Regions from separate parts of the Mus musculus genome. Here region 2 is linked to region 1. A link is a loop called in an ENCODE intact Hi-C map of the cell type or tissue named here. Cell type or tissue: heart. All regions are shown on one strand. Links, peaks and the distances in the headings refer to the core of each region. The heading gives the core; the rest is flanking DNA.

What was found. Peaks named below come from ENCODE experiments on the same cell type or tissue, not always from the same donor. Only the 100,000 strongest peaks of a DNase experiment are listed, where the experiment ranks them.
Region 2: a loop joins it to region 1, with 4 times the contacts of the local background. A loop is called at or near these places in 3 of 42 quality-filtered maps.

What each region holds. Positions count from the first base shown.
Region 1 is chr1:171,221,052-171,225,361 of GRCm38, forward strand. It overlaps Tomm40l (translocase of outer mitochondrial membrane 40-like), which reads right to left and starts at 1,463. Exons shown (of 10, transcript NM_001037170.2): 1 at 1,324-1,463; 2 at 853-1,102; 3 at 521-588; 4 at 117-209. The coding sequence starts at 967. Apoa2 (apolipoprotein A-II) reads left to right here and starts at 4,003. Exons shown (of 4, transcript NM_001305549.1): 1 at 4,003-4,070; 2 at 4,236-4,310. The coding sequence starts at 4,264. In heart, for the core only: a CTCF peak has its summit at 1,707; a DNase peak (open chromatin) is centred at 1,540; H3K4me3 peaks cover 2,441 bases; H3K27ac peaks cover 2,467 bases.
Region 2 is chr1:171,285,374-171,289,737 of GRCm38, forward strand. It overlaps Usp21 (ubiquitin specific peptidase 21), which reads right to left and starts at 2,588. Exons shown (of 13, transcript NM_013919.4): 1 at 2,389-2,588; 2 at 977-1,597; 3 at 169-228; 4 at 1-2. The coding sequence starts at 1,576. It overlaps Ufc1 (ubiquitin-fold modifier conjugating enzyme 1), which reads right to left. Exons shown (of 7, transcript NM_025388.3): 5 at 4,145-4,221; 6 at 3,798-3,888; 7 at 3,191-3,598. The coding sequence ends at 3,518. In heart, for the core only: no CTCF peak of the experiment used is centred there; DNase peaks (open chromatin) are centred at 1,278, 2,298, 2,628 and 3,218; H3K4me3 peaks cover 1,912 bases; H3K27ac peaks cover 1,517 bases.

The DNA of each region.
Region 1 (4,310 bases), core at 1-4,000:
TCGCGTTCAGAAGAGGCACTGAGAACATAGTTGCTGATCACACACATTTCCAAATTCTCAAGACCTACGTCCATGTGCGTTTTACACAGTTGACGCGAGTGTGGGGGAGCCCTCACCTCTGTGGGGCTAAGCTGCCAGTCCCCTGCATAGGCGGTATGGAGGTGGTACCCTGGCAAGCCCAGGGCACTCATGTGCACAGTATGAGCCACCTGAGGAAAGAGGAGACAACGGAGAACAGAGCATTCTATTTCGTTTCAATCCCGTCTCCCACCCTTGACCTTTTTTTCCATCCAGAGGGGGCTTTTTAAAACCTCAACTATTCCAACGCATGCAGAGGGCCACTGGACTTTAAGCAACAAGTCCCACATCTTGTTGCTTAAAGGCATTGGGGGGGGAGGACCCCACACTTCCCCTCATTTGTCCCACATAGCCTAGCCAAGACAGGACTAATAGGTGTAAAGAGGATCCAGAGACAAGCAGGGAGGAGGGGGGTAAGTAGGGGCCAGACCAGTGGGAGCACCTGGAAATGGCTGCTCAGAACCTTGTTGACAACCAGCTTCACGCCTTCCATCTGTGCTGGGAATACATCTGAAGGGAAGGAACATGCACAGATAAGGACCCCTAACTACATAGACGGACTCCCCTTTCAATTGCATATGAAGCACTGGAGGAAATGACCTCCTTTCAAATCCTGCAACAAAACGCTCTGCTTTGAACATCTGGTCCTTTTTGACTGCCGGATGCTCCAGCTGTGATCTCCCCTCGCTGTTCACATCACTGGACATCAGCATTCAGGACCCTCCCCTTCTCTATGACCCTTCATCCTGAGACACCCAAAAGCTGCGGTCTCACCTTTGCACAACCGGTGCAGCTCGTCGAAGCTCCCGGGGTTGGGCAGCGGTTCCTCTCGACGGTGGCTCCGGCGGGGTAAAGTACCCATCGGTGCCAGGCCCAGGGTGTTCCCCATTTTAATCCAGAGGACAGGGAGGGGTTGGGGTTAGCCTGGGGATAAAATCTATTGCTCCCTCTATCCCCCACGGGCTCCACCCCCCATCATCGGGCTCCCCAGTTTCAGAAACTTCCATATGGTTCAATGCTAGACCTGCAATAAGGAACAGTAGGGGGAGAGAACACCGATGCTAAAGTTGAATCCCGGGCACACTCCCGCCCCATCGTTGATCCCTCACCCCCACCTGTCACCCCCGTCTGCTCTCCCATTATCTAGTCTTAACTACTACCGCAGGCTTCCGCTGACTTTCTAGTTTCTCTGTTCTTCATTCCCACGTCCCAAGGGTCTGCCCGCAATGGAACACTAGCCCTTACCATCTCAGACCATCCTGCAGCCTCTTTCCCCCTAGGCACACCCGGTCATCTTGATGGGGGCAGCCATCTTGAGTAATGGCAGAACTGCAGCTTCACCCTGTATTCCAAGCATGTCCGTAGGCGCCATCTTGGAAATGGGCAAAGGAAGCGCCCAAAGACCCAACCCACTCAATGATGAAAAAGGTGCCTCAATTTACTAGTGACCAATAGGAGAGGAGAAAACAGAAGAGTGGCAGGCCTGCAGGCCCCAGGGCTTCAGTCCGAGTGCAGTGGCGAGTGGGAGTTTGTGGGTGGCCCTTTAGACGTTAGTGGAAGGCCCCCTTTTAAGACCGCCCAACCTCCTCAAGGTCGAGATAAACTCTTGAGCATTCAAGACACTAGAGGGAGCATTTTGCCTATTAGACCAATGGAGTTCCTTAAACCGGAACGTGAGAAAAGTGAAACTATAGTTTGAAGACCTATTTTATGAATATATCACACTCAGGGGTTGTGAAGACGTGGTTCACTTTACCCTCCACCTTCCTGAAAGCCGGCTGGAGAATCCCCACAACTCTCCACTCTATACCACCTCCAAAGGACTGCTACTCACAATCCAACCCCCCAAAACAGACCTCTACCGCCCCCCGCCGTCCCCCCTTCCCCCGCTGGAATTCACAGGCCTTGCCTTCCCGGCGTGGTGGCGCAGGCGGATTTCTAAGTTCGAGGCCAGCCTGGTCTACAAAGTGAGTTCCAGGACAGCCAGGGCTATACAGAGAAACCCTGTCTCAACGACCCCCCCCCCCCAAAAAAAATGACTGTGAGAGTTCTGAGGGCGAGGAGAGAGTTGTGGGCAGAACTAGCTTCCGAAGCAGCTACCCTCTCTAGTTATTATTTACATGGAGAAAAGACAAATAAAATCTAAGAATACAACCGCAGCCTGAAGTTACGCTCCTCCCCCCAGGGCCAGGGGCAAGCAGTGATGTGACACTAGAGGTAAGTCCACAAGAGGACAACTGGAAATATGCAAGATTGCATATGCAAGGGTTGAAGAGATGGCGAAGTGGGTAAGAGCAGTGACGAGGCTGGTGAGGTGGCTCAGATGCTTCCCCAAAAGTCATAAGTTCACTTCCCAGCAATCACATAGTGGCTCACAACCATCTGTAATGGAATCTGATGTACCCTTCTGTTGTTTGCATTTATACATGCAAAGAGAGAGAGTCGTGTGTGTGTGTGTGTGTGTGTGTGTGTTTGAGAGAGAGAGAGAGAGAGAGAGAGAGAGAGAGAGAGAGAGAGAGAGAGAACTGGCTACTTTTCAAAGGATCCAGGTTCAAATCCTAGCACCCACAACTTTAATTCCAGTTCCAGAGAATCTGACACTCTTACACAGATACACGTGGAAGCAAAACACATAACTAAAATAAACAGATTTCTTGGTCTTCGGTTGCACTCTCCCTCCCTAGCTTCCACACTTCCACCCCCGTATCTCTCACTAATATTCCAGTACACACAGGGTAAGCTTGGTGGCAAAAAGGTGAGTGATAGGAATGTTTTCAGTAGCTACTGAGTTGACTCCACTGGAGAGCCCTGGGCCTAGCGAATGTACCTCTGTCCTTCCACACAGTTAGAACTGGGCCAGGGGCCAGGACCTAACTGATAAGGGGATCAAGTGTCCAGGCCCTTTGACCTTGATTTGGACAGAGCCTCTTAACTACTGAGGTTGGGAGCAGGAGGGCAGAGGCTATTTTTCTGAATTTGTTTTTTGGAGGCAGGGAGCACACATTGATGAGAACCCATAAATGGACTTGTATTTCATGATTATTTTAAAGGAATTTCATTCATGAGACCTATCAAATACAATAATTCCAATGCAGCATTTTCTCTGTGTGTCTTTTGTATGTCCGTGAGGGGTGTGTGTGTGTGTGTGTGTGTGTGTGTGTGTGTGTGTGTGTGTGTTTGTGTGTGTGGTGTTCATGCCCCCTTCCTATCTCATTACACATTAACTCAAAAAGGGACAGAGGCAGTTGTACCTGTTCTGACTTATATCTTCATAACCCCCATTCCTTTCCACCTCCTATTTCAATTCATTTCCCTTCTTCCTCTTTCTTCCTCTTTCTTTCTTTCTTTCTTTCTTTCTTTCTTTCTTTCTTTCTTTCTTTCTTTCTTTCTTTCTTTCTTTCTTCCTTTCTTCCTTTGAGACAGAATCTCTCTGTGCCGTCCTGAGACTCACTATATAGATCGGGCTGCTCTCAAGTTCACAAAGACCAATCTGCCTCTGACTCCCCGGGGCTGGGATTAAAAGCTTGTGCCACTGTGCCTTGCTCCTTTCTCCTTCTGTTCCCAAATTCCTCTCTGCCAAATTGCTATGAAGGGGTGAAGGGTTGGGGAAATGAAACTTGTCCATAATAAGGTAAAGATGACGAGGGCTAAGAGCTGCATGTTGGAGCTTTCCAGAAAAATAACTTAGAATCCTGATTACCTGATGGATACATATAAACCCATCAACTCCTGATCCCAAAAGGATAAATCATAAGCAGACATTGGCCTTCACTAGAGTTTATGCCCCTGTGGTTCACTGTGACACCAAGAGTCCCTTTTGCTTGTCCTTTTGTCCATGTCTAACCCTTGTTTACTCCAGCCTGATCTCTGCCCTTCTGGACTTGCCATTCTCCGTATCACCTGACGGGGTGGGGGTGGGGGAGTATATGTGTATATAGCCCCTACCTCCAGTCAAGCCCAGAGTAGACGGGAAGGACTGCAGCACAGAATCGGTATGCTGAGGGAACAGAGCTGTGGGTGGGCAACGTGCAAAGAGCATGGGACTTTAATTGTGGAGAGGGAAGGAGCTAAGTTAGAGTGAGCATCCATCTGGGTGGGGGGGAATCCCTGCAAGGGGCTGAAGCCCCTCTGACGGCAGTGTTCTTTCTCACCAGCAGCACTGTTCCTAGGCCATAGTCTGCCATCATGAAGCTGCTCGCAATGGTCGCACTGCTGGTCACCATCTGTAGCCT
Region 2 (4,364 bases), core at 365-4,364, 65 kb after region 1:
CACTGGGGAAGCGGTGGGGACACTGCTGTTACCTTTGCAGACCGGTGCCCAGCAGGACTGAGAGCGCTTCCTGCTCTCCGGCATGCCTCTCCTGGGTCTGTGCCTGTCTCCACCCCCAACACCATCTCACATCCCTTTTACAGAGAAGGACAGGAAAGTGGCTCTTACTGTATTTCCTAGATTTCGGAGGCCAACATGACCAGAGCCCAGAAGCAGTGTGTGGTGAGCCTAGAAAGTCAGAGGACAGTCATATTCTACCTGGCGCTTTCAATAGCATGCTGCTGAATGTCTCCCCAACCCAACTCGTGCCCCAGTTCTACCCTGTTCCCCTCACTGGTCATCCTACCTCACTGGTCATGAGTAGTAAGCCCATCACAGCTGAGTGTACCACAGACTCAGCCATGGCTGTCACACCAAGTCCCCATTTACTCCGCTGCCAAGCTAGCCGGCGCTGCAGCTCCTGAGGCAACTCCCCAAGCACTGGCATGGTTGCCCAGCTGCTCCCCGCCCCCACTTTACTGCCCCCAAATCCCCCTCCTGCCCCCGTGGCCCCTTCTTGCACCCTCTCCTGCTGGCTCCAACTGCAAGCAGCCTAGCTCAGTTAGCTCGGGAAATGGGGAACCACACCAGCACAGGTGCTCTTGACTCCGCCCCTCCGCAGCTCCAGGGATTAATTAGGTCTAGGCCCAGTCCTAGGAGAGATGTTGCCTTAAAAGAGAGTGCCTAAGGACCCAAGGAAGAATTCTAAATAGTCGGGCTAATTCCCTAGGGACTAGAATGGCACACCAAGTTGGAGAATCACATACAACCCAAAATAAGATCTAGAAGGTCTCAGAAAAGACAAGAATCCACTGGTGTAATGAGGAGTTGACAAAGGGACTCAGAGAAGGGAACACAGGAAAGCCATAGTATGACAAAGTTGAAGGCAAGAGGAACATGAGCATGGGAGAGACCACGTGTGCTGTCAAGTCCTCACCATCTTGTCATCAGAGTAGAAAGGCTCAGAAGGCCGGGCAGATATCATGTGGAAGGAGCCATGGGAAGTAGGGGGCTCTGTCCGTATGCTGAGCAGGGTAGGGGGGCCAGGGAAGCCCCCAAGACGCCGGAGAGAAGTACTACGTCTCAAAGTGGGTGGCTCAGGCCGGAGTGCCAAGCGGCTCAGTGCAGCCCCTAGCTCGCCAGCGCCACGGTGCCCTCCCAAGGCAATCCCCATTGGACGCAAGTCCCCACTGCTCACAGACTTGGAACGGGCTAAGTTGGTCCGGGATGGGAGAGGCAGAGCCACAGCTGGGGGCGGTGAGCCAGGCAGGGGAACCCCATGATCTGCTCGAAGGGGACCTCTAGGACGAGAGCCTGAGGTCCGACCCCGACCCAGCTCCAGTTTCTTGAGCCTTTCATCTGGGGGACCTGGCCTGGGAGGCAAAGGTCGTAACATGGAGTTTGGCCCAGGAACTGGGTTTCGGCGCTCCTTGCTGCGTGCCCGGGGAGGAAATGGTATCTTGGCTCCCACTCGGGGCTGTACATTGACAGGTGGCTCTCGAGTCCGGCCCAGGCGGTGCTCAGAAGCCTGGGGCATTGTGGGCACCACAGGCTGGACCTGAGGAGAAAAGAGAGTCAGCGTTTGAATTAGGAAGGGAGAGAAGATACAGGCGATCATGCAAGCTGTCTTCTTCATGTACCGAGGGTACATATAACGTTTATAAAATCAGTTCTTGCATCTCCAGGACCTGGCAATGTTTGGCATACGAAAAATACTTAGTACTCCTTGAATAAACAAATGATTGAATAGCAGACCATCATTTTGACCTTTTCATGCCCCACCCCCTCTCTATAGAATACAGATTTATTTAAAAGCCACTGGTACTCTCAATCTCAGCTGTTTTTATAATCTACAAACTCCCCATATGTGGCTAGTCAAGTGGGATGTGCCATAGACCTGGGACTGTGGACGCAGGAATCAGTCCAAAAGACAGCATTCCAATCTCAACCCCAGCTCCTCTGGGTTGCAAATGAAGCGGATTAAACGGGTGATCTGCAATCCACTCCCTCCTCCAATTCTGGGATCCTACTTGGTATCTGGGCCCAGGGGGGCAATGGTTTGAGATGGAGGACGAACTACTTGACCCCTAATTTGTGCACCTCTCCCACCACAGCAGGGTTTTACCCGGGTCCGCCCCCCTCGAGGGCAGAAAGGCCGAGGCTGCTGATTGGCTGCGGGGTCCGGCGGCATATTCCCCGCGGTCCGAGAATGCCGTTCTTCCAGCCCAGTTCTCCCAGGCCCCGCTGGGCACCGCGAGCATCCCCCTTTGTGGTGAACGTCCTCTGGGGTCTGGATCCATCCTCCCTCGGCTCTCCCACCCCACCCCGCCATAACGTCCCGGCCCATACCTGTCCCCCGGTGAGGCGGCGGGGGAGGCCAGCCGGGGTCCAGCTCCAGCTCAGGGCCACCCCCTCTTATCCCCAAACAGCCTCCCCACAGGCCGGGCTGCAGCTTTAGCCGCAGCTGTTGCCCAGCTTGCTCCCGCCGCAAGGGCCGCCGCCATCTTTGTTGGTGCCGCCCGGCCACCGGCCACCGGCTTCACAGTCTCTTAGGCGCCTGCGCGCCCACACTCGGAATCCTCCCACCTACCTCCTCGGCGCTTGCGTGAGCCCGCCCCCACGGCTCCCCGACCGACACCATGGAAACGCAGCCAACTTTAGAACCACTAGTTTCAGGCCCTGCCTGATGGTGGTCTTTAAACCATTGCTGCAAGTCCCTGAGGCCAAGGCCCCTCACCCAGTCATATATGGTCCATAGAGATGAAGAGCCCAAGAGTCGAAAAGTAACGGAAGGGCTTACAACACAGATTCTTCGGAAGCAAGAGGGATGCAGTGAGAAAGCAGCATGCAGGTCCAGGTCTAGCCAGCAAACCAATAGAGAAGCATTTAGCAACTCCACCTAAGGGTGGGGAGATCCCTAGTGGGAAGAGAACGCTGGACCTGTAAAACTCATTCTTCAAGCTTCTTTGTAGGCTCAGGCAGTTAAGTAAAACATGGTTCACTGCTAAAGGGAAAAAGTGAACCCCAACAGCAAGGAAAGAAACCAGATTTTCTTCTATCATACCCTCCTCCCAACCTAGTGTAGTTGTTCATGTACCTCCGCGTTTTGCTTGTTCACCTTCTTAACAGCCATCAATGAGAACCACAGGCTACCAGGGGAAGCAGCTTTTATTGACAGGTTGTCTCCAGAAACCAAAAAGCTATGTGCTGTAAGTTACACCCCAGGCCTCCAAAATGCCTCCAGGGCTCTACTTGGAGAAGGGATACAAACCGCCTATTTCAAGGCCCAAATCTTTCATCTCTCTGTACAGTTTCATTTAGAAACTTTGTGACCTTGCCCTATTGTTGGGTTTTCTTATTTGTCCCTCCAGCTACTTTGTAACAGCCAGAGGTGACCCTTGAAGGAATCCTGAAAAAGGAGCAAACAGGAATGGAGCCTAGCCACGGTCCCTCAGTCCGGCCTCAGGGGCGTAGTCCTTCATTGGCTGCATTTTTCTTTGTGCTGGATCACACCCTTCTGGATCAGATCGGGGACTTCCACTGCCAGCCAAGGACCCAGCTGCAATGCAAGGGAAACCCTGTGAAGTTACTGTCACAGTCCATGCCTCTTGTTCCACCTGAGTCTCCTCCCCGGAGACTCTAGGTCCTAGAGCCTAGGAGGACATGCCCAAGGAATGTCTAGTCTCAGCTACGTGTAGGATATTACTTATCCCTGAACCCTCCCTCTTCCTCTCATACACCGAAATTAACAAACTCACCCCCAGGGCCATGAGATGAGCTAGTCCAAACTTAGGCACATTCCTGGCCCACAAAGGTTTGAAATGATCAGTCAGACATATTTTGCCACCCCTGTGAGAAAGACGAGAGGAAAGCATTGACACGTGAGACAGTCTTAACGTAGAGCAGCCTCTTGGGAACACAGGAAGATTGTTAGTGCTCAGAATGGAGAACAAGGTCAGCTAAGTACTTTGCTCAGGCTTGACAGAGGAGAGCTGGACTCCCCCTAGACTCTGGAGCAGCTGGAGCAGGCTCTGGGGAAACCATTGTCTCTTGGGCTCTTCCCTAAGGCTACCTTTGCTCTCTCTCACCACCTCGTCAGTCCTACCTGTACATCTTTGCTGTCTTCCCGTCCAGCTCAGGGACTGCAATTTCCGGAGCAGTAGTGGGATATGTGATAGGAATCTGGAGGAATTACAAAGCCATAATAAGACGAGAGAAAAATGAACTAGCCTAGTCAGACATATGCATCTCTTGGCTGAACTGCTTGTTCCGCAGATTCCACAGGCAGCATGTACACACCAGGATTCTAGGCACAGAGATTAGCA